2 separate regions of the Homo sapiens genome follow, and region 2 is linked to region 1. Evidence: chromatin loops called from intact Hi-C (ENCODE). Cell type or tissue: PC-9. All regions are shown on one strand. Each heading gives the region's core, and the rest is flanking DNA. Links, peaks and the distances in the headings are about the cores only. Region 1 has its middle 36 kb from the start of TIMP4. Region 2 has its middle 13 kb from the start of TSEN2.

The links. Hi-C counts contacts between places; a loop is a spot of excess contacts. Peaks named below come from ENCODE experiments on the same cell type or tissue, not always from the same donor. Only the 100,000 strongest peaks of a DNase experiment are listed, where the experiment ranks them.
Region 2: a loop joins it to region 1, with 6 times the contacts of the local background. A loop is called at or near these places in 15 of 110 quality-filtered maps.

What each region holds. Positions count from the first base shown.
Region 1 is chr3:12,193,425-12,196,340 of GRCh38, reverse strand. No RefSeq gene overlaps it. Among named protein-coding and RNA genes, the nearest start is that of TIMP4, 36 kb to the right of the region's middle. RefSeq lists an enhancer at 1,451-1,500. In PC-9, for the core only: CTCF peaks have their summits at 1,374 and 1,573; DNase peaks (open chromatin) are centred at 1,580, 1,920 and 2,670; H3K4me3 peaks cover 853 bases; H3K27ac peaks cover 2,500 bases.
Region 2 is chr3:12,469,934-12,472,849 of GRCh38, reverse strand. No RefSeq gene overlaps it. Among named protein-coding and RNA genes, the nearest start is that of TSEN2, 13 kb to the left of the region's middle. In PC-9, for the core only: CTCF peaks have their summits at 1,455 and 1,659; DNase peaks (open chromatin) are centred at 1,399 and 2,529; H3K27ac peaks cover 2,500 bases.

The DNA.
Region 1 (2,916 bases), core at 320-2,819:
TAAAGTGCCTTTAAACTGCAAGGTGCTACATAAACTGTAAAATACAAATGTAAGGAATAATGTTATGATTATTTGAGGAGAAAACATTATTCTAAATGTAGCCTGTAACCTGCAAATTAGACAGTAATAAATTGTTTATTTTCCACAAACAACAGAATTTGCTTGTTGGAATGCAACTTCTCTTTCAAACCTGATAACCTTGATGGGTCTATACATTTATTTCAGAGAGAAACTATTCAAAATGGATCTGAGACCCCTTTCTGGGATTAATTTACTTCAGAACTAGTTTGTAAGCCACAGAACGTTATCTCATTAACTTATAGTCACATTGCATTTTGGACTGTATATATTATCTAGCTTAATCACTAGATTTGACTCCAAAAGAATTAAATTTGTTTATATCAAAATTTACTCCCTAAAGCAACGATTCTTGATATTTTATGTGTGTTGAGGGCCTGCCGAAATGCACAATACATGCATGAGAATACCTGGATTCCAGGTAAAGAATTCCTGATCTTCCAAGAGTTACAGAAATTCAAATAATGTACTACAGATCTGAAGGCAATTATGTTCTGAACATAAGCAGCAGCCTTGTAGGAATAAATAATCTCCCAAAGGAATTGCTTTGAAGGGAACCATACCATTGTAGGAATGATGGTATGGTCTCAGTGTTTAAAAAAGCATCCATTGTGATCACCTGGGGTTTGCGTTGTTATTTCTGTAGCTGCAGTTTTTACTTTGTGTGCATGTGTGTACGTATGTATGTGTCTGCCGTGTGTTTACTGCTATTGGAATGCCTTGGCACAGCACAGGCCTCCCCAAGTGTCCACCCTCAGCTCAGTTTAGCTAATACAACTAAAAGGAGCCATAGCCCTAGGAAAAGACATTGGATGGGCTGAAATTGCCCTAGAGGTTCCCCTGGTTGCAGGAGCAGGAGAAAGGCATGTTTGGCATTCGTTTGGCTGCTCCTGGAGGAGTCCTGGGGAAAGGGGGTTTGGGACTTACTCATACAGGTTTTCTATGTGACAGAGATGGTTTCTTGTGATCTCGCATGCTAACCACTGTTAGGAACAGACTCTATCAGCTTGTTTAATTCTTAAGACAACCTCCTTGGAAAGGTAGCATTGTTCTCATTTTATAGATGAGAAAATTTGAGACACAGAAAAGTTAAACTACATAATCAATTAGCTAATAACTAGCAGAGCCTGGATTTAAACTCAATTTGATTCCAAAACCCAGGCTCTTTCCACTAGCCAACACTATCTCTTCCCTTTGCCTCCTGGCCTCTGTGAAATGATTCCATAAGTCTCTCTCACCCTGGAGGGCCCCCAAATATGAAACCCATTTCATTTATTTCAGGAAAGGCAATGTTCCCAGTGGCCCACCAGACACTTAGTGTTGAGACTCATTTGCTTCTATTACTAACTCCCTTTGTAACCTTGGCAAACTCCTTAAGTTGCCTGGGCCTTGATGCAACTAGATGCAACTTCCAGCTGTAAAACTCAGTGACTGAATTCTGTGCACCCAGCCCAGTCCCGGCAGGTGGCGTGCCTCCTGTCCTGTGGGCTGTGCACAGCTCACCTCCAGGGTGCGGTCTTCTCTGAGCTCCTGAGCTAGAAGCTTGCCCCACTGCAACAGCATATGCTGCTTGTGGTCCATTTTACACTTGCCTGGCTCATCTTATTCATTCTCCTTTCATATCTTACCTGAACTCATCTGCATTCCTCATATATTTTATTTAACTCCTACACAGTATTCCAATTTATGAATAAACCATATATTTTAATTCCCCACGAGAGGTGGTTATTTCCAGTCTTTGCACAAAGAGTGCTGTGACCAATATTCTTTTACTTGGTTTCTTATGTACATGTGCAAGAGATTCTCTAGAGTAAATGTTCAGAAATGGAATTGCTGAGTCATAGGGTTTACGCATGATTGCCAAATTGTTCCCTGAAATGGCAGTACCAACATGCACCCCCATTAGCAACGTGTAAGACTTCCTTCTGCTTCTCATATCCTCACCAATACCTATCAAGCTTATTTTTTTTTTCCAAACTAACATTTTGACTGCATTTGACTTAATGCATTACATTTTCTTCTTTATATTTACACATCTTCCCTACTGGGCTATAAACTTTGTAAGGGCCGAATCCTTGCTTAATTCATTTTTATATTCCTCTCATAAAATTTATGGCGCTAAATAAAATAAGGGGTTGTGAACAAATCAATAAAATACAGAATTAATTTATCTTGACCCAAGATGATGATGAGTTCCATGTGGGCAGGGATGAGGCTTTCTACCTTTACTAATCTGGGGTGAAGACATAGGTAGGGAATCCCCATAAACTGCAGAGGTGGTTGCACAGTGGTCAAAGCTGGCCTACAGACAAGGCTTCAAGATCTGTAGAAGACTGCAACCAATCTTTCAGAGATCTTAGCTGTAGATAATTTTTATCACAGTATTCACTGAATATTTATTGATGGTTGTTGAATAGCCAACTTCCCAGTCTCTGGGGCTGTCTTTTTTAAGTAGCAAGAAGGCTGTTTCTGAATGGAACTTCCCCACCCCCAGCCCCACCCCATTACTAAGGGCTGGAGAGAATCCATATGTCCTTCAGACCAGGGTGCTGCCTGACCTATGGTAAATGCCTCTCCTTTTTGTCACTGCAGCATTTCCAGGCTGACTCATTTTCTAAATAAGCCACTTGTGGTTTTTGGTCTGACATCACATGTGGAAGAATGAGTAATTTTTTAAGAACCAGAATTATATTCTATCAGAATAAGAAACATTGTGTATGTTACTCATGGTTTTAGGACAAGGGGTCAACACTGGTCACAGATGTCCTAACTTTCTCCCAGTCCTTCTTTCCCTGGGGTCAGGGGATGGAGAGAGAATGTAAAGAGGTGGATATGCTG
Region 2 (2,916 bases), core at 117-2,616, 280 kb before region 1:
GGTGGTGGTTAAGAGCACAGGCTTTAGGGCTACATGGACCTGATTCAAGTGCCAGCTTGGTCACTTACTACCTGGGTCCCCTCTGGCAAGACACAAACACTTCTCCTATTCTAGCCTTGGTTTTTTTCTCTGCAAGACAAACATCAAATGTCTGTCCCACGGTGTCATGGTGAGGGTTAAATGAGGCAAGGTGTGTGAAGGGTTCAGCACAGTGCTGGATGATATTCATGATTACGACAATTCTGGTCAGCCAGATACTATCACACACGAAGTCCCAGCAGGAACAAGGGGCTCTAGGCTCTGAAGGTTTCAGAAAACGACAAAGAAGGAAAACTCAGTTGAAATTGCCATGGCCGTCAGCTTAATCTTTTCTGTGAGTTGGGAGCAGATCCCCATTGGAGCCTACTTGAGCTCCAGGAATTCTTGTTCTAGCTGACTGTGCAGATGAGGAAATGACGAATGATTCTATCCAGAGAATCATTCCTATAGGCAGGGGTAGTGCTGAACGGCTGCGCTGATTTTTCAGTGCCAGGATGTACTGGCCCCTTTTCTGTGAAGACAGCAGTTAAGAGGCTGGGTTGACGGGGGGGCCCTCAGACCCAGTTCTACCGGATTCTACCACTGACTAGCTGTGTGACCTTGGACAAGTGACTTTGCCTCTCTGAGCCTCCTCAGTTTATTTGTCTCTAACATGGGAATTCAACTGGTTCCTGCCACAGCTGGCCCCCGGGAGGACTTGTGGGTAATGCTGGTGAATTCTGAGAGCAGGATCTGGCTTGTGTTAAGGCCTGGAGGAACGGCCTCCATATGGGCCCCCCGAGCCAGGAACAGCCCTTCCCACCAGTTTCATTCCCTTATGGCACTTACCCCCAACACATGGGGCCTGGAGGTGTGACTGCTGATGTGTGTGTCCCATGGAGTGCTGGGAGCTGATTCTCCAATTTCCTTAGGGCCCTTGGTTTACTGTATCACATTTGACCGCTGCTCAGAGGGACATGTATGAAACTGAACCCCTTTCCTTTCACAGATAAGAAACCTGAGGCTCCCAGAAGGATGATGACGGCGGCCACTGAGGTCCCACACTCAGTGGGTAGTAGAACCATGGTCTCCCCTCTCCTCGCCAGCCACCTTACTCTAGCCCTGGTGCTGGGAAAGAATTTTCGAAGCAACACACACCGGGAATGGAGGGAAGAGGAGTGACCTCCAGCTGCCTCCTTGGGCAGTGAACTTGAATGAGTGGGGTTGAGGAGGAAAAGGAGATCACAGACACCCCGGGGACTCCCGCCAGAAGTGGGCGAGGCTGTGCAGGTGGCTGGAGGACCGGGGTGAGCGAGCAGAGGGGGAGGCTGGGAGAGTAAAATTCACGTTATTACGGGCAGGGTGACTCATCTGTGCCAACAGGCTGGTGAGACATAGAGAAACCCCAGGCACAGGAAGATGAAATGGGATAACGTGTTTGAAGGTTCTTTGAAAACAGTAAATCAACCTAACAGCAGGGGCGCCAAGAGAGCTGGATTCAAAGCCTGCTTCTGGAACGCACCTAGGACCTTGGGCAGCGGCTTAGCCTCTTGGAACTTCAGTTGCTCATCTGAAAGGTGGGGGTGGGGGTGGTAGCAGCCTCAGCAGGAGCGATGTGGATACAGTGGGTGGCACAGTCCTGGCATATGCAATGTCTATCAGCCACAACGATGGAGAGGAAGAAACTGGGCCCTCCAAGACGCCCTTCCTCACTGTGTCTTCCTGTCCAATTCTTACCCATCCTTCAGCCTCACCTGATTCCCTTAGGCAGGAAAGCCCTCTGTCTTCTCTGCACTTTCATGACAGCCTTTCCATAGCTCTTATCAGACAAGGCCTGGCATTCATTGCTCTTTCAGGAGGGATGTCATCCAGTGGCCTGGGGGTCTGCAGGGCGGGGCCTGGGCCTTATTCATCTCTGTGCCTTGACTTTCTCCCGAGAGTCATCAGTGAACACTTGTTGAATGGCCAGAAGAGGCAGAAACAGCAGCAGGTGGTAGCTTTCTGGGCCTTGCTATCAGAAAAGAATATGTTATTTGAGCTAATGAAGTAAAGAGGAGAAATGAATTTGTAAATGCATTTTTTAAAGCTCTATCAAGTTCTTTTTTTTTTCTTGAGATGGAGTCTCGCTCTGTCACCCAGGCTGAAGTGCAGTGGCATGATCTTGGCTCACGGCAACCTCTACCTCCCACGTTCATGCGCTTCTCCTGCCTCAGCCTTCCTAGTAGCTGGGATTACAGGTGCACGCCATCATGCCTGGCTGAATTTTGTATTTTTAGTAGAGACGGGGTTTTGCCATGTTGGCCAGGCTGGTCTTGAACTCCTGACCTGAGGTGATCTGCTCACCTCAGCCTCCCAAAGTGTGGGGATTACAGGCGTGAGCCACCAAGCCTGGCCTGACCAAGTTCTTTTGATGAGTACTATTTAATTCACTTTTTTTTTTAAATGAATGGAGTCTCCTGTTTGCTTTTGTCTTTGGGCTCTGCTGCAGATTAATGAATAAGAATGTCCCATATAGCCCACAGGATGATAAATCCACCTGGAATGTTTGTGAAAGAGCTGGGCAGGGAAAGTTGGTCCAATTGTAGAAAGCTGTATCACCAGCCATCAGCCAAGACAAAATAGATGAAGAGAAAAAGCATCCACTCTCAAGGATTAGAAAAATCGAGAGCTTGCACTTGCGGGCATTTGTGTGACATGATCTTCCTAAGCCACGGGTCGCTCATCTGTAAAATGGGGAAAGCAGGGCTACCCCTGCAAGGACACTGAGAGGTTTGAGGATGATGTGCGTAGTACCTGGCTGGGAGCGGGTGCTCAATAATGCCAGCTACTCTTGCCATCACCACTCAGCGTGACGTGAGCTTCTTTTCTGGGCTAATTACGTGAAGTTTAACATGAGCT